Regions from separate parts of the Homo sapiens genome. Here region 1 is linked to region 2. A link is a loop called in an ENCODE intact Hi-C map of the cell type or tissue named here. Cell type or tissue: PC-9. All regions are shown on one strand. Links, peaks and the distances in the headings refer to the core of each region. The heading gives the core; the rest is flanking DNA.

Evidence for each region. Peaks named below come from ENCODE experiments on the same cell type or tissue, not always from the same donor. Only the 100,000 strongest peaks of a DNase experiment are listed, where the experiment ranks them.
Region 1: a loop joins it to region 2, with 5 times the contacts of the local background. A loop is called at or near these places in 5 of 110 quality-filtered maps.

The regions. Positions count from the first base shown.
Region 1 is chr10:95,257,078-95,268,899 of GRCh38, forward strand. It overlaps PDLIM1 (PDZ and LIM domain 1), which reads right to left. Exons shown (of 7, transcript NM_020992.4): 3 at 11,701-11,785; 4 at 6,787-6,986. Among named protein-coding and RNA genes, the nearest start is that of PDLIM1, 28 kb to the right of the region's middle. RefSeq lists enhancers at 3,321-4,010, 7,233-8,008. In PC-9, for the core only: no CTCF peak of the experiment used is centred there; DNase peaks (open chromatin) are centred at 3,664, 4,294, 7,424, 9,814 and 1 weaker place; H3K4me3 peaks cover 890 bases; H3K27ac peaks cover 7,666 bases.
Region 2 is chr10:95,357,528-95,369,349 of GRCh38, forward strand. SORBS1 (sorbin and SH3 domain containing 1) reads right to left here. Exons shown (of 33, transcript NM_001034954.3): 22 at 10,123-10,172; 23 at 104-276. Among named protein-coding and RNA genes, the nearest start is that of PDLIM1, 72 kb to the left of the region's middle. In PC-9, for the core only: CTCF peaks have their summits at 5,970 (motif pointing left) and 6,173; a DNase peak (open chromatin) is centred at 5,944.

The DNA.
Region 1 (11,822 bases), core at 2,629-10,628, 100 kb before region 2:
TATAAATATAAAACTTCTAAAAGAAAACATAGGGGGTCAGGTGCTGTGGCTGACACCTGTAATCTCAGCACTTTGGGAGGCCAAGGTAGGAGAATCACTTGAGCCCAGAAGTTCGAGACCAGCCTGAGACCCTGTCTCTATTAAAAAATAAAAATAAAAATAAAAAAAGCTTCCTAACATTGAATTTGGTGATGATTTCTTGAATATGACACAAAAACACAAGCAACAAAAGCAAAAATAAACAAATAGAACTACATCAAACTTTAAAATTTCTGTACCACAAAGGAAACAACAGAGTGAAAAGGCAACTTATGAAATAGAAAAAATATTTGCAAAACATACGTATAATTAATATCCAGAATATATAAAAAAAAACTCCTACAACTCAACAAAAAACAAATAGCTCGATTAAAAAATGATCAAAGGATTTGAATAGACATTTAGCCAAAAATGATTAACAAGCATATGAAAAGATACTCAACATCACTAATCATTAAAGAAATGCAAATCAAAACCAAAATGAGATATCACCTCACATCTATTAAGATGGCCACTATCAAAAAGACATAAAACAAATGTTGGTAAGGTTGTGGAGAAAATGGAGCCCTTGCGTATTGATGATGGGAATGTAAAATGGTGCAGCTGCTGTGGAAAACAGTATGGAGATTACTCAAAAAATTAAAAATTTACCATATGATCCAGCAATCCCACTTTTGATTATATACAAAAGAAATGAAGAAGGATCTCAAAGAGATATTTGCTCACCCATGTTCATTACAGCATTACTCACAATAGCCAGGAGGTGCAAGCAACCTAAACGTCCATAAAAACATGTGTATTCGTGTGTTTTCATGCCGCAGATAAAGATATAGCCAAGACTGGGCAATTTACAGAGAAAGAGGTTTAATTGGACTTACAGTTCCACATGGCTGGGGTGGCCTCACAATCATGGTGGAAGGAGGAGCAAGTCACATCTTACATGGATGGAGCAGGCAAAGAGAGAGAGAGCTGGTGAAGGGAGCTCCTCTTTTTAAAACCATCAGATCCTGTGAGACTTAATCACTATCATGAGAACAACATGGGAAAGATTTGACCCCATGATTCAATTACCTCACACTTCGTCCCTCCCACAACACGTGGAATTCAAGATGGGATCTCGGCGGGGACACAGACAAACCATATCAACATGAATAAAGAAAATGTGAAAAAAAAATGGGATATTATTCAGCCTTAAAAAAAGAAGGCCCCATCTCTACTAAAAAAATACCAAAAAAATTAGCCGGGCATGGTGGCACACGCCTGTAATCCCAGCTACTCGGGAGGCTGAGGCAGAGAATTGCTTAAACCTGGAGGGGCAGAGTTTGTAGTAAGCCAAGATCGCGCCACTGCACTCCAGCCTGGGGGACAGAGCGAGACTCTGTCTCAAAAAAAAGAAAAGAAGAAGGAAATTCTGTCATATATTACAACATGGGAAAACCTTGAGGACATTATGGTAATTGAAAAAAGACAAATGCATGACTCCAATTATATGAGATATCTAAAGTAATCAAACTTAGAAAGTATTATAGTGGTTGCTAGGGGCTTGAGAGATGGGGACTTTAAGGTGAGGTTGTTTTTCAATGGGTACAGAATTTCAGTTTTTCAGGATAAAAAAGTTCTAGAGATGTGTTGCACAACAATGTACACATAGTAAACATTACAATACACTTAAAAACGTTTAAGATCATAAATTTCATGTTTTTTAACACAATAAAAAAAGACAAACCCATAAAACAGAAAAAAAAGGAACAAACTATTGATACATAAACCTATCGATACAAAAACCTAAATAAATCTCCAGACAATATACTGAGTAGAAAAGCTAATCCCAGGTTACATACTGTATGATTCCATTAATATAACATTTTTGAAATAATAAAAATATAAAGAGTAGATAAGTAAGTTGCCAGGGGTTAAGGAGGATGAGGGAAAAGGAGGGAAGCGAGTGTGGCTATAAAAGAGCGACATGAGAAACCCTTGCAGAGATGGAAATGTTCAGTATCTTGAGTGTATTGATGTCAATATCCTAATTTTGTTACTATTGTGTTTTCAAGATGTTACCATTGAGGGAAATTGGTAAAGGGTATAGGGGATCTCTGTATTATTTCCTATAACTGCAAGTGAATCTACAATTATCTCAAAATAAAAATTTTAATTAATTTTAAGAAATATTTTCCCCAAATGGTGGAAGTTAAGTGCTAGCTGGAAATAATGTAGAGGAATACTTGTTTTTTATGTAGGTGGGGGAAAGGAGGTAGGCGGACCCAGAAAAATCTTTCCTATCTCATATCCCAAGAAATGAGATGTCCCAGCCTGATTACCCCAATGTTCACCCAAAAACGCCATTCTGGGAAACCCTATGTAATCATTTTCAGAAGGGAAGCCTGGCCTGTGTGCTTCCTAAGTTTTGGTCTTCAAAGGCACACATATTGGTCCTGCAATAAGAAACCAGAGGGGTAATTGTGGGCACCAGGAGAAGAGAGAGGAATGCCCGCACAGCAGAGCCAGTTTTCTGTGGGTGGCAGGCAGGTTTAGCTAGAGGGGCAAGCAGCCTTCATGATAGAGGTGTACTTCTGATTCAGCTCTGAAGAAGCCAGGGTTAACATCATCCTTGTGATAATATTTGAATAGAAAATGATGCATCCCTTTATTTCCAGGGCAGCTGCTTAGAAATCTCCCTCATGAATGTTTGGGGGCAACACCTTACAACACAATTTGGAAGAGCTATTATCTAGGGCCTAGTATGTTGGTTACAGGAGCTCTCCAATCATTCCTTGAAGAGAACACCACCACCCCATCAGTAAGCTGATTAGCTGTGTGGGCTGGCTGAATTTAATGGGCAAGAAAGAAGTGTACCATAAGCCACAGCAAAGTCTTCTCCATTACATTTGTCTATGTGCTTCCACACTTCTGTAGCCCCCAGTTCTCAGAAGTGATGGGGATGGAGTTCCTCATGGAAACTAAAGTTAGCAATAATTAGCATTTAGTGAGCACCTACCAGGGGCCAGGCACTGTGCTGAGTGCTCTGTGCACATCCCATTGCATTGTCTCAACAACCTGGTGGTAAAGAAGTTAGTATTATTTCCACCTTAGATCTCAGGAGACTGAGTTTCAGAGATGTTACATGGTTTTCCCAAGGTCACACAGCTAGTAAGAGGCAGAGCTGGAATTCAAGGCTCAGGCCCCTCTATCTACCAAGCCTTTAGGAAGTATCAGGCAGTATCATATAAACAATGAAATCTGGGCTCTGAATTTTCTGATTTTGACCAGGGTCCCCTCAACTCAATTAAAAGAGAACAGAGGAAAGGTGCTAGCTTTCTGCTGAACTGACATTTTCTTCGCCCACCTGGTACACAGTAGGCACTCAATAAATGATTATGCTGAACTGACCTAGAGGAAAAAGGCCACTGAGGACCTCCCCCTCCACTGTGTGCACTGGGAGGAAGGGCAGCAGAGAAACCCCCTCACCTGCCTTACCAGTTGGCAAGGCTATCTCTGTTCTTATCTGACTGGGACACAGCTCTGTAAAGACCTACAAGACAGATAGCAACAGACACACCACAATACTTTCAAGTGCATAGGACAAAGAAATCCAGGGCAAGCCCCAGAGAATGGGTGATGACCTCAGATGCAAAGTATGTAGTGAGCCAATTCTGGAACTTCAGCGAATTTCACAGACTAAACAGTGGGAGGGAGCGAGCACTTGGGACTTGTGCTGACTGAGCAAGCAAAGTTACCAGGTGACTGCTGGGCTCACAGGAGAATCTTTCTTTGTGGGAATGCACTAGAAATACACCAGCAAGCTGAGATCCCCCCATACAAGCAGCATGGCCAGTTAGGCAGCTCCTCTGCCTTAGGCTGTTGGTTTTCCCACTGTTTCTGGGTTCAGCCTCAAAGAGTGCGGGGTGGAACAGAAACAGGACCCTCTCTGCTGAGAAAATCTGCAAAGAGACAAATTTTGATACTCGGCAACTACTGCAGCCAAAGAGTCTGGGCCAGGGGCTAGAGGAAAGGCTTAAACAGCCACCTGGTAGTTTCAGACTCAGAGGAGGGAGCAGGCAGGGAACATGAGAGAAGAGAGACATTAATGAAGGAAAAATAGCCAAGGCCATACTAAAAATATTTCCCAGGCACATATTTCTCCCAATGCATAGCAGCTCTTTCAATTAAGGATGTGTCATTTCCTGGGTTACTAAGTCCAGATCATGGAATATTCCACTCTGGGACAGTAAAAGAGGGTCATGTTCTCAGCCTCCCCAGCACCAAAGCAGCTAAAAACAGGGATCACAGGCCCCCAGTGTTTCCACCACTCCTGAGCTGCTTGGAAGCTTCCTCTCAGGGTGTGTCTGTGGAAAGCCTAGGGGGACCAGTATGACACCGTTTCTCAGGTATCTCAAATGTCCCCACAGTCGCCTGGAAGAGAATCATCATCTCAAGCCAGTAAGCCCTTGCAAGAACCAGAATTTGAGGGAAGAAGAAACATTGGTGGAGACTGCCTTGGTTACTATGATAAATGGCCAGTAACCTTTAACATCTTCTAAAGCCAAAGTCACACAGAAAAAAGTCTGCCCTACCAGACTCAAAGAAATGTTAAAAGAAATCTTAGTGTCAGCTGGGCGCAGTGGCTCACGTCTGTAAGCCCAGCACTTTGGGAGGCCGAGGCAGGCAGATCACCTGAGGTCGGGAGTTTGAGACCAGCCTGATCAACATGGAGAAACCCCATCTATACTAAAAACACAAAATTATCCGGGCGTGGTGGCGCATGCCTGTAATCCCAGCTACTCGGGAGGCTGATGCAGAAGAATCGCTTGAACCCGGGAGGCGGAGGTTGTGGTGAGCAGAGATCACTCCATTGCACTCTAGCCTAGGCAACAAGAGTGAAACTCCGTCTCAAAAAAAAAAAAAAAGAAAGAAAGAAATCTTAGTGTCCTCTCAGTGTCAGGCACAGGGAACAGGGATGCACATGTCATGGGTGTCCAATGACATCTGTCTCTCTCTGGGGAGGGGAGGGGTGACTATATGCAAGGAATGCCCAAGGAGCCCTTGAGAGGTGTTGCTACAACAGCCCTTTCCAAACATTTAAGTAGTTTGGAACCTCTAGTATCTTAACCTCTCTCAACCTGCATTTGAAGCCATTGGTTTGCAATTTAATTACCCTAAGAGTTGAGCAGGTTCTTGTTAAAGGTGAATTGGGGAGAAACTGAATGGCAAAGCGGGCTTCAGAGGCAATACAAAAATTGATGATTCCAAGTGAGAAAGGTTCTCAGAGCTAAGGCAAGTTTGGACCACACAGTGTTTTCCAACAAAATTTAAATGTCACCAATAATTAAAAATCAGGAGATTTCCGAAAAAAAGAGGCTTTCCAACTTCTGTTTTAATGGAAATAATTAGCAGAAATGAGACCTGCATGAGGCACGTGGCTGGAGCCAAGGAGCAGCGTCCCCTCCGGACCAGGAATGCACGCTCCAGCTGCCACCCCCACCCCCACCCAGCACCCTTGTTTACTCAGAGCTCTGCCTCAGTTCCTCATCCTGCCTGCCACTTTTGGGTATTTGAGTGGGCAATTCCTAACCTAGTCCACCCACTTTACACCTACAGAGAATTGGCCCCATCTTTAACCCATCCTCAAACCCAGTTCCTTTGCTGGGATTCCCAGTGTTTCTGGATTCATCCTCAAAGAGCCTGAGATGGAGCAGACACTGGGCCCCTCTGCTGGCAAGATCCAGGAGACTCCAATAAAGACTCAAAGGGCTTGGTGGCTCATGCCTGTAATCCCGGAAATTTGGGAGTCTGAGGTGGGAGGATCACTTGGGCCCAGGAGTTCGAGACCAGCCTGGGCAACACAGTGAGACCCCAATCTCTACAAAAAAAAGTAAAACTTAGCCAAGTGTGGTGGCACACACCTGTAGTACCAGCTACTCAGGAGGCTGAGGTGGGAGGATCACTTGAACCCAGGAGGTCGAGGCTGCAGTGAGCTGTGATCAAACCACTGTACTCCAGCCTGGGTGACAGAGCGAAAGCTTGTCTCAAAAAAAAAAAAAAAAGACTCAAAGGCAGCTGCAGCCAGATGATCTGTGACAGAAGAGGACATGCCTCCTCAGTCCCCAGCAAGGCACTTCCTCAGACACCTCTCCCCTTTCCACCTGCAGCCCTACCTCTCCCCCAGTTAAGCCTGCCTCTGTCCCCAGATCAGAACCTATTCCTAGGACAAGCATTTATATCCTCAGGGACCTCTCTTCTTTCATGACCTCTGGTCCACTCTAGGGAAAAAGCAAACACTGCTTCACCAAAACTATGCAGCATGAAGTATTTCTCCCTTGCTTAGTTCAGATGGTGGACATAAGCACAGGCTACTCTAGATTCCCTCAAACACTCCCCGACTAATAATACTGAAGAATTTCTCGGGAAGCAGCAGGCCTGTCAAGGAAGGACTATGTTCAATTAGAAGATGATGACCACAGAAATCAAAACACAAATAAAAACAGTTCTGGAGGATTAAGTGATTTGTTTGTGCTTAACACAATGCTGGGCATTTTACGTATTAATTCTTACTTTTACAGACACCCTATAAAGCAGGAGGTATTGTCCCCTTTGTGTAGATGAAGAAAATGAACACAGAAGTGTTCTGCTAATGTAGTCATTTTTCTCCCTGGAGTAGTGGCTCTTGCACCTGCCTGGGCAGCCCTGGTCCTGATGTGAAAAGCCCCTCCCAGGAGCGGCTCAGAGGAGGACTCCTGGGCTACTTACGGTCTGCTGTTCGCCTCCACCCCGCTGGCAGCAGTCTTTGACTCCAGGGCATTGTTGAAGTTGGAGATATTTTCAGAAGAGTAGAGGCCAGCTGGGTTGTTGTACTGGTTTGTGATGACCCTGGCAGTAGTGCTGGAGGCAGGCGAGGCGGTAAAGGGCATGGCACTTCGGTTGTGGGCGCTTCCTATGTGCAGGACCTCCTGCAGGCAGGGATCAGAGGAGAAATCAAGGGGGGCATCCAATGCAAACCCCTTGATGGGCAGTGCAGGCTGAGCGCCAGGGAGAGGTGTTCCAGCTGCTAAGATGGCCCTAGTTCAACCCAAACTTTAGCTGAGGGACACTGACACACCCACTGAGACACACGGGCAATGACTGGGGAAGTTTCCCACAATGGGCACCTGTGCGAGTTCACACCCCCTGAATCATCTCTACCTTCTGATTCTTCCTTGAGGCCCAGCAAAGCCTGCCCTCTAAGGCACCCTCGGGCAGGACAGCCCTTGATGCTTTGGGCTGTAAGATTCAAGTCAGAGCTAAAACACGCTTTCAGGGCACATACCAAAGAGATTAAAGCACTAGGTGAAGAGAAATATGCAGTCACTTTGGTCAGTGCAAAAGCAGGAGATGATAAAAGGTGGAGATAAATTCTCCATAAGTGAGCAAGTTAGACAAGCAAGGTAAGAGGGTGTGGTGTCACAGGGGAAGCAGCTGCTGACTAGGCAGAGATGGTCTCAGTCTCCTGCAGAGCAAGGGTAAAGGAAATTAAGGATCTATTGTTTCTTCTGGGAGAAAGACAAGGCTAATCAGATAGAAGGTCGGGGATACCTGTTACAGGGGCGGTACCCAGCAGAGCTGCAGAAAAGGACTTTTGAGTTCCTTGTGTTCTCATTCCCCTCTTTCTGTAATTTGAGAAAGTTCCCTCCACCCCCACCCTAGACTTGTTAAGAGTCAGGTGAATAATTACTACAGCTACAACATCTCAGAGCTCCTTTACAAACCCGCAAAGCCACTTTGGAAATTAACATTCCTGTTTTCTAAAACTACAGCTTTTCTACTTTTTCTTTCCCTCCTGCCAGCATCACAGCTTTTCTGATAGCCCAATCAGCAAGGTCCTTTCTATATGGGTGTCTGGACAACCCATGGCTTCTAGGTGATGCATGCTCTGTGCAGCCAGCTGAACTCAAAATGTGTCTTAGTGTCTGTGTTTTCCAGAAAAATCTTCCTGAACTCTAGTCTCTTTCTTAAAACACCCAGGCCCAGAACAGCTGCCTCCAAAAGAGTTCCTGTCATCTGTTGCACTTCCTTTTTTCTCTCCTTTTTTGTTAAATATTCAAGTCTTTTATGCTTTCTTAAAAAAAAAAAATCATGAAAACTAAAAGCTTTATTGAGTACCTAATTTAAAATAAAAGAAAACAACCTGAAAATATTTTTATGTTTAAGACTTCTCTTTTGGGCCGAGCGTGGTGGCTCACGCCTGTAATCCCAGCACTTTGGGAGGCCGAGGCGGGCGGATCACCTGAGGTCCGGAGTTCAAGACCAGCCTGACCAACATGGAGAAACCTCATCTCTACTAAAAATACAAAAATTAGCCAGACATGGTGGCGCATGCCTGTAATCCCAGCTACTCGGGAGGCTGAGGCAGGAGAATCTCTTGAACCCAGGAGGCAGAGGTTGCGGTGAGCCGAGATTGTACCATTGCACCCCAGCCTGGGCAACGAGAGTGGAACTCTGTCAAAAAAAAAAAAAAAAAAAAAAAAAAAGATTTCTCTTTTGGCTGGGTGCAGTGGCTCACGCCTGTAATCCCAACACTTTGGGAGTCCAAATCAGGAGGATTGCTTGAGCCTAGGAGTTCGAAACCAGCCTGGGCAACATAGTAAGACCCCATCCGTAAAAAAAAGTTAGACAGTCAAGTAGCCTGTAGTCCCAGCTACTTGAGAGGGCTGAGGCAGGAGGATCATGTAAGCCCATGAGATGGAGGATGCAGTGTGCCATATCGTGCCACTGCACATCAGCCTGGGTGACAGAGCTAGACTCTCATCCCTAAAAAAACAAAACAGGCCAGGCACGGTGGCTCATTCCTGTAATCGCAGCACTTTGGAAAGCCAACGCAAGAGGATCACCTGAGTTCAGGAATTCAAGACCAGCCTGGCCAACATGGTGAAACCTCGTTTCTACTAAAATATAAAAATTAGCTAGGCGTGGTGGCACCTGCCTGTAATCCCAGCTACTCAGAGGCTGAGGCAAGAAAATCACTTGAACTCAGGAGGCAGAGGTTGCAGTGAGCCAAGACTGCACCATTGCACTCCAGCCTGGGTGACAGAGCAAGACTCCATCTCACAAATAAAAAATAAAAATAAATAACAAAAAATAAAAAACAACACAAAACTTCAGCAGTTATCAAAGAGTAGTTAAGTAAATTTTATGGCACAGCTACCCAAATAAATAATATATAGTAATTAAAGGCTATGGTCATGAAGACAGAGATTTACAGATGGGTGGCCTGGTACCCTTGCCTACATGTGCCGCAGCCAGGATGGTCATTCTTTCTTCTTCTCTCCATCACCATGGCAATTCCTAGGAGCAGCAGAGGATGCAGAGCCCCAAGGAAGGGTCTTTATTTTTCCGCCTTGGCTCAATTTTTCCCTGCAATTTCCTGTTTGGCAAGGAATACCCCTCTAAGCCCATTTTTCATCTTTAAAATGAAGAAGATAAAGCCTTCTTTACAAGGATTTGTGTGAGTTACTAGAGTGTCAAGTACAGTGCCTGGCTCGTGGCACATATTCAACCAGGGTCTGTTCCCTTCTCCCTCCACCGAAACACATTTCCAATTAGAATGGAAGTCAATGGAAAATTCAGGTTGAAAATTCGGATGATTTCACTTTCTAAAGAATCTTTCAAGAATGCATCTGGTTTGTACATAAAAGGAATATCTCTACCCTCATCTGAATACTGACTGGTCTTTCCAGAAAGCAGGCAGATTCAGGGCTTGCCTTTTAGAAGGGATGATGTAATTGTTTGGGCTTTGTATTTATCAGTCTCCAAGGAAACTCAATAATGAGGAAGTACAAACTAGGTGTGTAACTATGCTGACCTCAGATAAGCTGGGGTGTTGGTTGGCATTACATGAACCAACAGATCTTTTTATTATAGATGAACTCTGCTCTTACTCATTTATCCTCTACTTTAGAATGGCTGGAAGTAAAAGACTGGAAAAATGATGGGTGAGAAGTTTTTCTTACAGTAATAAAGCATTACTAGAATCACAAGAAAAATACAAGGGTTTAAAGTATTTGAGAATTTTTGTAATCTGAAGAGAACTACCTTCAAAAGATTAATACAGGTAACTACAGATTTAAAATGAAAATTCAAATATACTACAAATGAAAACTATAACTGAAATTTACATAATTACCTTATTTACATGAAAATGAGGATTTCAGATAGACCAAGTTAAAACGAAATCATTCCTTGTGTGTTATAAAATATGTAAAAATTAAAATTTAACAATTAAAATTTAACATTTATGGTAAATTTAATGAAGTAGCTGAGAACTCCCAAGGAAACTGAAACTAACTGTGGCATGTTTTAAATTAGTTTGCACAACTGCCAGTGTATAGACCAAGTGCCATTTTACGAACTTTCCTGAGAGGAGTTGTATAGAAGAATATGTTCACATCAGTTTTGAAATGATGCAAAATGATCCTTAAAATGACTCTTGGGATTTTTAATAATTATTTTTACTATCTTAATGGCAAAAATTTTATGTGACTTCGTTTTTGAAATTTTAATGGATTCTATTTGAGAAAATATGACTTATATCCAACCACCCAATTAACACACACTAATATACCAAGTGAGTTCAACTTCATACAAGTTTCTGTTTTATGTATAAAAGATAGCTAGCTATATATTGTATTTTAATTACATCTTAATTCACCATAAAAACTAAATAGTATCCCAAATTTAGAAAAATAAGTTAAATTTCAAATCTTCAACTTGGGTCAAATGCATAACCATCACAAACCAGTGTAAAATTTTCAAAAGGCATTATCAACATACCTAGTTTATCATTACTAATTCATTAATGTATCCAACAGACACATACTTTGAGACAAGTAGCATGTTGGGTGTGAGGAATTTTACAAAAGATGTTCTAAACATCTCTAAGTTTGTCCCTTATTTCAAAAACAATACCCATGCCTTGTAGATTATTTAGAAGAGGCACATAAGGCAGAAAGAAATAAAATCACCTACAATCCAATAATCCAACTACTGAGAGATTTATTCACAAATATGGGATCTTAGGGCAGTCTACTGTCCTGAGAAATTCTATCTGGGTGACAAATTGTACACTATGTACTGCTTTTTTTTATATTAATTGCTGCTTTATTTTAGTAATTTTAAAGTCTCACTAGAAGTTTCACTGTAACAAAAATAGAGATTTCCACTCCATGGCTCATGGAAACCAGACAGGGGCATACAGTGGGGAGAAGCAGGGCTTCCTATTACATATTCCCCGATTTCTTCTAGGCTCTAGGCCTCCAGACCTAAACTTATTTTCATCCCTGTCATGATTCATTTGTTGCTGAAATCCATAACGAGCTGAATAGCTCCTTGACTTCACTGTGATCCTGCCAACCCTTCCCACGCAGGAAGGCTTCCACCGGCTTCCCTTATCGCCTTCCGACCCCCTGCTTCCAGCCCAGGACACAGCGTCACTGCCCTGGGGTTTTCCAGCCCTATCCTCCTGCAGTTCCCTTACGGGAAGAACTGAACAAGAGCCAGATACCAGCAGAGACAGTGAAGGGTCTTATCCCCAGGCCTCCAGGGCAGGAAAAACAGGAATGTGCTGAGCAGTGTCAGAAACGGCAAAGTGCTGGGTGGTGAGAGCAGCGGCAACGATGAGCAAGAACTTACCTGGGGTTCAGAGGCTAAATTCATCTTGTATGGATGACGCTTCCCTTCCTCCGTCACCAGAGGAGACCAGACTTTATGTTCAGATCTGCAACAGATTAACAAAGCTGCTGTTTCACTCATGT
Region 2 (11,822 bases), core at 1,860-9,859:
AAGGCAGGACTTATCCCCATTGCTGGAGGTTCACCACGGCCGACGCTCAGTGAATGGAGGTGGATGGGAGACAGAGGCCTGCAGGCTTCACCCAGTTAATTACCTTTAGTGGAAGCAGAGCTGGATGGTCGCTTGAGCCCACTCAGGCCCTGAAGAGGGATGTCACCACCTTCCAAGACACTTTTATAAATTTGTCTCTCATTCTCCAAGCTAGTGAGATCCCCAGGAGCCCCGTCTGATTCCCTCTTCACTGCATGGAAGTTGGAAGAATATATACTATGAACAGGTAATTTTGAAAGAAAGAGAGAAAAGGGAAAAAATAAAGATAAGAATAGGAGTTAGTGCTTTTAACATTTTTCAAACAGCACATTACCTGCTGAGGACAAGAAATACACCTGGTATCCTAATCAAGAACTGTCCTTTCTAAAGAGTGCTCTTATTTAGACAGACATTTCTACAGACAGGCCCATGGAGCCCTGAATGCTCAGGAATCTTGACCAAACAGCAAAGTTCTCTAATTGGAATGGCTACATTTGTGCTTTAAAAGAAAAATTCTGTGGAACGCTGCCTGGGGAAGAAGGGTTGGAGGAAGGATAGGGGAGAACAGGGGGAGGATCACACATAGGGGAGGGCAGGAGGACCCAATGGCTGCACGCAAGATGGTGCAGTCAAGCTCTCTGTCAGACGTGCCTCTGTCACGTAGCCAGGCAGTGTCAGCTACTTCAAGTCCACTACCTGGATTATTTTTCTTGGTTATTCTTCGTAAGCATTTGGAATATAAAATCATCAATGAAAGGGGGAAGCCCAACTGTCTTGGGTCTCCAGAAAAATCAGTGACCAAGTGAAATTGGAACCTGGGATTCTATGGGCTCTTAGTATCACAGCCACATTTGCACTCACTTCTTTCAAAGTTTGTGTTCAGAAGATTATGACCTGACATGTAGTATAAGCATAAACAATTGCTCCTTTATAGCCTCCATTTATTTTTATCTTGTTAACATCGAGGTATTTCTGCAAGTTACCACAAATTCCTTTTGGAATGAGGTGAGGCACAGAAAAAAAAATCAAGGGTACTTACTCACTGAGTCCCTCCCTTCTCCTAATCCCACTTTTCTATGCCTGCCACTAACACACTGTCATTCACACACACACACACAGACACGCACATGCACAGACATGCGCGCGCGCGCGCGCGCACACACACACACACACACACACACATATTTCTCAGTTAAGTGAATGACTCCTATCCCGCAGAACCACATAGGCTTCTGCTGAGCTTCTTTTATTCCTACCCAACTCAGGTTACTGGTATCAAAATAGATTTTTCAGCTCTGAAGACCCATTGCTAGGTGGAATTCCTTCATCCCTCTGTTTCATTGTGAACATCAACTAACATATAGAACAGCTTAAAGAATTACAGAGTGAACACCCATATTCCCCCCACCTAGCTTCTACGGGGGCCACAAACTGTGACTGCTTGATCACACATCTGTCCAGCTATATTTTCCTCTACTCAACCAGCAACGATCAATAATGTGATGCTTTTACATTCCGGGAAACTGGCCTTTCTTTCTGTGCATAATTGCAGCCTCTGAGTCCCCATGGTCACTGGTAATGACAGCAAAAACAACTCTACACACCTCTTGGTGAGGCGTCCTATGTGGCAGGCACCGTGCCTATTGATCATTATCACTTCAATCCTAACATTCCTACTTCTGCCATTTTTTAGATGAGGAAACAAGGCACTGAGAGATTCAGTAATTTGTCAAAGTAGGCAGGTTAGCAGAATGGCAGGGCTGGAACTTGAACTAGGCCATTGAGCACTACACGGATAGTATTCTCTCTCAGCTCCTGTTTTATTTTACTGCTCATTAATTTATTTTTTTGTTGGGACAGGGTCTTACTATGTTGCCCAGGCTGGTCTTGAACTCCTAGCCTCAAGTAATCCTCCCACGTTGCCCTCTAAAAGTGCTGGGATTACAGGCATGAGCCACTGTGCCCAACCTTCAGCTGCTGTTTTATTAATAGATACAACATTTTCCTACAACTGAGGAGGCAGTGGCTTGCACACCACAGGAACCAGAGGGAGCTCAGGGATGCTCCAGCTCCGTATACACCATCACTGCTGAGTGTTACTCACCATGAATACACCCCTAAGATAAGCGGCACCAGACACAGGAGTCAGAAATGGAAAAGAGGTGGGGACTCTGGTAGAATACCGCGACATCTCCACCTTAGAATAATAAAGTCCCCTGAGCAATACTATTGCTTCTGGCACTGGTAATCCCCTCGCAGAGCTGCCACTTACTGAGCCTCACCTTGTACCCACCTGGGGCTAAGGGCTTTATATACCCTATTTCAGGGGACTGCCGAGGGTGGGGGTCAGAGCTCCCCCAGGACCCTCTTAATTCACTCTGGCCTGGATGTGGAGGTCAAATGCTTTTCCTCTTTACTTAGAGGAGATGGAAGAACCTGAGGGTAGCTTGCAAGGCTGTGGCACCATATGCCAATTTAAATAAATGTGAGTTGATCTAAACTGGCTTATAATTTTGAATTTCCTAATTAAAAATAAATATGTCCCTTTTCTAAATTTCCTATTCATTATCCACCCTCTTCCCTTTGGTTGCATTTTCTGATTTTGCCCTTCAGTTTAATGCTATGTTTCCTCTTTTTTGTATAACTTCAACAGCAAAAACATCCATGAATAGATGTCCTTTATCTTTGCTGACCAACAGCTGTGGTGACTGAGGTCTCTTTTGAAGGTATGGTGTCTGAAGCCCCTCCCACCTTGGTTTGGGGCTACCACACCTCCTTAAGCATTGGAGATCAGTAAACTAAATTGGGCTTGAGGCTGCATCCATACTTTGAGTTCCTATTCTTCTGCAACCTAACTATGTAAACAAAGTACAATCTAAGAGTATGCTCTTATAACAAGTAGCTGAGTCTCAGCCAATCACAGCAGCCAAGCTTCAGCCAATCCCAGGCTGCCAACTGATCAGCCCACATCTATATAAATGCCCAAATAGGCAACTGTGGAGCTGCAACCAATCCAGCTGTAGCTGTACTTGCTGTCTTTTGTTGTTTATAAATGCTGCCTGCCCATGTTGCTGGGTGAAGCTCTCTGAACTGCCCCTGGTTCTAAGGGCTGCCTGAACATAAATCCTTCTATGCCTTAAATAAATCTGCTAAATTTAATTTGTCTAAAGTTTTTCTTTTAACAGAGTGACTGACAGCAGCTTCCATTCTGCTGTGCCTGCTATCCTTTGAATTGCCTCAGCTTTGGCCAGAACTTTTTTTTTTTGAGACAGAATCTCATTCTGTCGCCCAGGCTGGAGTGCAGTGGTGCCATCTTGGCTCACTGCAACCTCTGCCTCCCGGGTTCAAGTGATTCTCCTGCCTCAGCCTTCCTAGTAGCTGGGACTACAGGCATGCGCCACCACACCCGGCTAATTTTTGTACTTTTAGTAGAGACAGGGTTTCATCATGTTGGTCAGGCTGATCTCAAACTCCTATCCTCAGGTGATCCACCCACCTTGACCTCCCAAAGTGCTGGGATTACAGAAGTGAATCACCATGCCCAGCCTGTCCAGAACTTCTAAGCCATCTTCCTAAGTTCCTAATAACTTTGTTCTGTCATGACTCTTGACCATAACTGGCTGCCTGACCTCACATCTCTGCTCTACCTCACCAACAGTCAGATCTCACCCCACCCCAACCCCTCAGCCACCTCACTCTCTGGCCTTATTCCACCCATTATCACCGTTTTTTCCTGCTTCCTACCAGAATGATAAACTAGCACTCAGGAAATCTCTCAGAATGGATTTGCCAAGCCAATTGTTTTTTTTCTGATACCAAAGCTAACAAAACATGCTTTTTCCAGATGGGTAACATTTTGAAACTGAGGCACTCCTTGTTTAAAAACAATACCCAAGAGCTCTACAACAATGCTGTGTCGCCCAGGCTGGAGTGCAGTGGAGTGATCTCAGCTCACTGCAACCTCCGCCTCCCACGTTCAAGTGATTCTCCTGCCTCAGCCTCCCAAGTAGCTGGGACTACAGGTGCCTGCCACCAAGCCTGGCTAATTTTTTTTTTTTTTTTGTAGTTTTAGTAGAGACAGGGTTTCATTATGTTGGCCAGGCTGGTCTTGAGCTCCTGACCTCATGATCCTCCCGCCTTGGCCTCCCAAAGTGCTGGGATTACAGGCATGAGCCACCATGCCCAGCCACAACAGTGTTTTTAAGTGTATCATATCCATCAGATCTTCTAATGTTGAAGAGAGACCATTTGTTTCACTGTACAAAAGGGGAAACTGAAGACCAGAATGTCAAAGGCATTTGCCCAAGGTCACAGAGTACTTGCTCTGTCCAAGTGTACCAGAGAGGATGAGAGAAGCAGCCTTATCCCCTCAGCTGGTTGAGAAAGGTCCAATCAGGAATAGCAGCTGAGTACTTAACAAAACAAGTTAAGTTCAGAAGCTCAGCTCTGAGCAGCCTTGATTAACCCAGATTTTGGTTCAGGAAGAGCAAGCAAGAAGAGCTAGCACAGAGAATTCAGCCTCTGGCTAAGATGCAGAGCTGGCTGCTGAGTTTCAAGGGGATTCAACAAAAACACACTCACTGGAAGAGTAAAGTGAGAGAACAGAGCAATCATCCTAGGGCCAACTGTTTCCAATTGTGCTAACGGGCAGGTTCCGGAGGCAGTGGACAGAGTCCTGGAGACTGGGATTCCCACCTGACTCCAACAAGGAATGTGGATCAGTAGAGGCAAACCCACTCTTGTTTAAAAACTTGCGAACAGTCTGTTTCTCTTGGCCTCAATTTCTTTCACTTGCAAAACTAATAGGCATGGGGAGATTGTACAAGAAACCCACCTGCAAATCTGTTATGTACACAGACCCTTCTTTTGAGCTCCAGACACATACATTCAACCGCCTTCTAGACATCCACCTGAATGTTTCTCAGGCATCTTAAACTCAACGTGTCCCAAACCATCTTCCATCACACAACCCAGAAAGCTCAGGAAATCGGTCCCCTTCTCTCTCTCTCCTTGCTCCTTAAGCCTAATCAGTCACCAAGTCCTGCTTCTTCCCTATCTTTGACACAGCTCACATTAATCCCTTTACTCTCCACCTCCCGCCTTATCATTGCTCACCTACAACTGTACAACAAACACGCATTGCTCCCCCAGTCTCCAGCCCTGATGCCCTCCAGTCATCTCTGTCTAGAAAAGATCTCATCATGTCATTCTACTGCTCATTTATTCGGTCAACAAATATTTACTGAGCATCTATTAAGTGTCAATCGCTCTCCTAGGTGAAGATTCAACAGGCAACAGAACGGACAAAAAGTTCCAGCCTCATAAAGCTTACATTCACCATTCAAAATAATTTAGTTATTTCAAGAAGAAGAAGAAGAAAAAAAACCTAACTGTTGTTAACTGTGGCTTTGCAGGAAGGAGTCTAGATAATCCTCTAGAAGTTTCATTTTATAGCCTTTTGTACTGCATGAAAAAAATTATATCTATACTGATATTGTTATTCACATTTTATTTGCACCTCCTCCATAAAGCTTAACCTTTCTTCCTCCACAAAACAATAGGTGCTCACTCCTCCCTCCTGGGCCCCATCATTGCATTTACCCCACTGGACTCTGGTTATTTACAAATCTGTCTCCCCTATTACACCTGGAACCCCTTGAGGGCAGAAAGTTTATCTTCTTAATCCTTGCATATCTGGTGCCTTGCATGGTTGTTCAATAAATATTAATGGAATAAATGATTCTATAAAATTAAATGCCTACATGCATACAGATTTCTGACACATTTGTAAAGTCCCGGAGGACCTCTACTGTTTCATATAGTTCTTCAGGTTATGATCTGTGTTTTGTTCTCAAATCAGATTAAGGGGAAAAAGCGTTTGCTAGTCTACCATCACCATATAGGGAAGAACAGCTTGTTCTTGAGTGCCACCTGCTGGTCAAATAGAGTAAAGCTCTTTGGTTAGGCAAAGAAGGTTAATCAATGCTGAAATACATTGAAATGAAAGTAATGAGTAGTTACCACTACTGATTTATAGATCTGAAATGCTAGGAAAATAAAGTACAAAACTGGACACACACTGTGATGTTAATTATAAAAAATATATATATTGAAGGCAAGGACTTGTAGTTGTATTGGATATTGGGACTATGGGTGAATTCCTCTCTGTTCCCAGTTCTTTTAATATTATCATATGTAATCAGTGTTAGTTAATAAAATTATCAATTGAAGTCTGTCCAATTTATTAAAGTGGACTTAAAACAACACCATCACTTCTCCAGTTGCCACAAAACTGTGAACCTGGGCCACCTGTGACTCCTCCTCCTTCATTCTTTGGGTTAAGGTCAAGTCCTGCCAATGTTTCTGCCTACACATCATTCCTGTCCAACCAGTGAAAGGCACTAGGTTCAACTTACAAGCTGCCTGCCTCAGTGCTAACCAAGTTGGATTTCAGTTGATTAAGATTTACAGATCCATCCATTCATTGAGCAAACATTTACTGTATGCTTTCCTTTGTGTCAGGCACCCCATTTAGGCTGGTTCCTCACCAATTCCAGATATGAAAAAATCTTATTCATTTGGATAAACTGGGGGAAAACCAAGCCCGATTACTGAAAAATCCCCAAATGGTAGACTAGCAGGAGGAAAAAACTCATTTATTCCTGCCAAGTATTTCATGAGAGCTGAAAAACAGAGGCTTTGAAGACCTATTTTCAGTGATATAAATAAGAATTCTTGGTAAATTAACAGATTGAATATCTTCACGCACATTCACAGTGTCTGAAAACAATTTGCTCTTTTAGTCAGCTTACATTAGTACCCTCCAATCCTGCTAACCCAATATCATAAATAGTTGCTTAAATTGTGTGTGTGTGGGGGGGGGTGTTTGCTTTTTGTTTTTCTTGAGACAGAGTCTCGCTCTGTCACTCAGACTGGAGTACAGTGGTGCGATCTTGGCTCACTGCAACCTCCGCTTCCCGGGGAAGCAATCCTCCACCTCAGCCTGCTGAGTAGCTGGGACTACAGACGTGCACCACCAAGCCCAGCTAATTTTTAAAGTATTTTTTGTAAAGAGGAAGTTTTGCCATGTTGCCCAGACTGGTCTTGAACTCTGGCCTCAAGTGATCCCCCAACCTTGGCCTCCCAAAGTGTTGGGATTACAGACGTGAGCCACCACGCCAGGTCTAAATTGTTTTTTAATAGCTTGAAAACATTAAACCTTAGTATATCTTCTGCTAACTTATTACAAAATTTTGAATCAGTATGGGGCAGATGAGAGTTTACTGCCAACCCTAGTCCCTTGGCCTAGAGCTTCACCGTTCCTAATCTGGATATGGCTCTGCCCTGAACCTGCTGAGGAACTATGGCATTACACTGCTTTGATGTGCCTATTTCCTCATCTATAAAATGGGGATTAAAAATAATGCCTCATCTTGGAATGTTCAGAGGATTAAATGAGGTAAGGTAGATAAAATACCAAGCACAGGACCTGGCACGTAGTAAATGCCTGATAAATTGTTAAAATGATGTTATTCGATACCTGTGCTCCTTTATCCTGACTGCCTGTGGTAGCATTTGCCACTTGGCCTTTTCATTTACTAACCTTATGTGTGTGTGTGTGTGTGTGTGTGTGTGTGTGTGTGTGTGTGTGTTTTGTCCCAAAACTATTAAGGGACTATATCTACATTCCTATTAGAATACAGAGCTTAGTGCCTTGGATCCAGTAGAGCTAGGGAATTCACTCTGCCAGCTGTCCCATGAAGCCCTTTCCGTCTTGTGCAGTTTAGGGGGATGGAGGTGAGGAGGTAAACGAGGAGAGCAGGCAGCAGGGTTAACACGGGCAGTCAGGACTGCCAAAGTGACAAGCTGAGAATAAAGAGGTGGCCTGGGGGACCAAGGAGAGCTTGCTCGGAGCTGTGGCCTTGAGGACACCCTTTATCTGCAGGTAGCCTAGGGTCATCTGGTGGGCTTCATCTCTGAAGGCACATCCTAGGACCTAGAGGACCTGTGACTTATTGTCATTTTTAGAGCTGAAGGCCCGGCTCAATTGGAAGCTCTTTAAAAGGGAGTGAGCTGCAAAGCCAGAGTAGGAGACACGGGTTGTGATGCTACACCTGAGCCCTGACACCTGTCATATTGGCGACTGAGTCACCAACCCCACAGTGAATGCAAGAGACTTTACACCAGTCCTTCTCCAAGGTGGGAACTGTCCCCTAAGGCAGTCCTTCTCTAGCTGCTGTCTTAATATGTCTTCTTAATTTCTTCTTATGCTCCTGGGTATATTAATCATGAAACACACATATTTATAGAAGAAAAATTAACATGATGGATCTAGCTAGAGCTTTTGATCACTACCCTAAATAGATTAAATTTTTCCATTTTTCCACCAAAATACCCAAATCCCTGCTGACTTTCAAATGAAACTCTTCCTGTAAAGCACATTCTCCAGCAATGTAGGTAGGATATGTCCCAGAGACCACAATATCTGTCAAAAAAAAACCTTATACACTCAGCAACTCTGCTCATTGTGGATTTATCCAACCCTACTAGCATAGGTAATAGGTGTGTCTTCCCCTCATTGTCATATTTCAAAGAACAAGACACAGATGCGATGGTGACAAAATAAGAAAAGCTCCTACCAGAACAAGCTCCTTTCCTAAATTCACTGGGTGCCCCAGGCACTGTGAAGACTGGGGCCTTGCCCTTGAGGAGTTTATAATACACTAGCAATTATAAAAATACAAGAGTATATGTCAGGTATACAGCAACAGAAGTAAGGACCACAGAGGTACTAACGTGAGCCTGGGTACAGGAAGGCTCCACGAGGGCCTATCTATATAAGCTAAAATGTTTGCTATTTATCACATATAGAACAGGAGGTGAGGGTAGCACTGAACATTTTCAGCTGGGATAACAGCTTCACAGCAAAGTGCTGAGAAAGGCAATCTGCTATAGGATTCAGGATGGTTTGGCAGGGGAAGAGGCTGGTGGCACCCCACAAAGGAGTGGGGTATGCATGCATCATCCAGAGTCCTAAGAACTGACAGAGGAAAACAGATGCCCATCTATGTGAGAATCAGGTAAATTAGCCCCTTCTCGGCACCTCCCTCCCCCCGTCTATTTTTTTTTTTTTTTTAGATGGAGTCTCACTCTGTCACCCGAGCTGGGGTGCAGTGGTGCGATCTCAGCTCACTGCACCTTCCGCCTCCCAGGTTCAAGTGATTCTCCTGCCTCAGCCTCCCAAGTAGCTAGGACCATGCCCAGCTATTTTTTGCATTTTTAGTAAAGACAGGATTTCACCATGTTGGCCAGGCTGGTCTCAAACTCCTTACCTCAGGTGATCTGCTTGCCTCAGCCTCCCAAAGTGCTGGGATTACAGGTGTAAGCCACTGCACCCAGCCCCCTCCCACAATCTTTACACCAGATGTGGCCTGTCTCAGTCACACTCCCCTCCCCATAAGAACCAGCAAATGAGATTTTTTTTCTTTCTTTTTTGGGACACAGTCTGGCTCTTTCACTCAGACTGGAGTGCAGTGGTACAATCTCAGCTCACTGCAGCCTCAGTCTCCTGGGCTCAAGAGATCCTCCTGCCTCAGCCTCCCAAGTAGCTGGAACTATAGATGCATAGCACCATACCCAGCTTTTCCTTTTTTTTTTTTGGGTAGAGACAGGGTCTATGTTGCCCAGGCTGGTCTTGAACTCCTGGGCTCAAGTGATCCTCCTGCCTTAGCCTCCCAAAGTGCTGAGATTACAGGCATAAGCCACCATGCCAGGCAAGAACTTGGATTCTAAACTTAGACAAATAAACTCCCATTCTAAAGGTGAAGATGCTAAAATGGGGAAAACTTTATAAAAGGTAATACAAATCATCACAAAATTAATTTGGAAGAGGAGGACAGAACAGAAGAAAAATAATTTGAAGACTATAATTAGATCACTTTTTATCACCAAACTGTACATCATTCAGAGCCATTAGGCTGATACAAACAAAACACACTCTGGGTCCAAAATATAAACTTCTCTCTTCCCATTTCTGACATTTAACATAGTAAGCAATGTAAACAAAATAAAATGGCAACTTACTATCCAGGAGTCTCTGAAGAAATTTCCGGAGTAGGGCTGATGGCTGAGCTCTGTACATGTCCAAAAAAGAAAAAAAAGAAGAAAAAAATAATGTAGATGATTTATTTTGACTCATATGTTTCAAGCCAAGAGGAAAAAGAGAGAGGTCAATTTCTTTTTCCTAGTTTAGACCAGGACCTCTGGAAGTCAGGGGGGCTGGAAGGAAAAGGTCTTCGGTGCTGGTGGAGGGTGGTGCTCTTTCTCTGGAAGGAGAATGTATGGGCAGGTGGGCTCTCCTACTCCTGGTCTTTTGCCTTCCAGTGGATGCAGCCAAGGCCCTCTGGGTGGGTCAGGAGAAGGCCTCCTGGCTCATACTCATCTTCTGTCACAGGTCACTGGGCAATGGCCCACCGTGGGCCAACATGCTTTAGTGACATGGACAGCACATCCTCCACCAGCTTCTCCACAGCCCTCAGACCCCCCTCTGAGCCCAATGCAGAGCCCTTCATGCACCCCAAATGCCACATCCAGAGAGAGGGTCACCCAACACTTTAGGTCCAGCATGTACAAAAGCATACTTTAAAATACCACACTGTATTTAGATAACTTGTGTATGCCTGCAAATTTAGGAGTGCAGAAATGGGGAGAAATGCAATTTCACCAACTACATTAATGATCACTTCAGCATGAATAAGGGAATGCTTTATAAAATTACCAGGCACCACGCAAAAGGAAGAAAACAACCAAGAGCTACATGCAGAGAAAAAGCAACATAATTCTGTAGTTTAGGGTTTCTGTTGTCTTGGAGAGAAAAATGCAAATGCTTTGATATGCTTGTTTTTAAAAATAAGGGAGTAGTTGAATAAATCAATGCAAAGGTTAATTTTAAAGATACTTCTACCTTAAATAATGGCCTTATCTCTAATAATGACCATTTTAAGAAAAACTAGCTATTTGGAGAAGAGACATTTAAGGAAAGGACAGAAAGAAAAGGAAGAGATTGTGAAAGAGAGAAAAGGAAATGACAGGGAAGGAGAGGCAAACTCACCCACTAGCCCCCTGCCTGCTGAAACCTGTTGGGCTTGTATGCTTTCATTTCTGAGGGCACCTCTGCTCTGGGATGAGGACTGTACCCCACGCCACCCCAATTATTCCTCAGAGAGCACACCCCTCTTACCTTCACATCCATCCTCCAGCCCTTTTGGCTGCACTGTCTTGCCTGCCCATCCTCTCCTTCTTGAGTCTCCTATCTCTGAACACCTGTCCTGTCCAGTCTTCCACCTTGAAAAAACTTTGACCCTGTAGAGTCCTCTGGGAACACTCCCCTCCCTTCCTTCCTCCCACGGCCACATCTTTTCACTCAGTGCTGTACCTCTGCAGGCTCCAGATTCTTTGCCATATACTCTAACTCCCAAGAACTACTCACCCAGCAACCTCCAAAGCCTTTGGAAACATCTTAGTCATCACATCCACTGACCTTCCTGGGAGTCCACCTTTCTGGACATCTGGGAAGATCTCATGCTTTCTCCTCTTGCTCCATCATTCGCTTTTCCCTCCGCCTCTGTGAACTCTCCTTTCTCTCCCTCTCCCCTTCTCCTGTTCCACATCACCCAACGTCCCCATGGGTAGTTCTTGGTTTCACATCCTTTCTCTCAACACAATCCCCTCTTCAGTCTTTCATCTACTCCCTAGTTGGGTATCTTCTTCTATCCCCAGGGCTT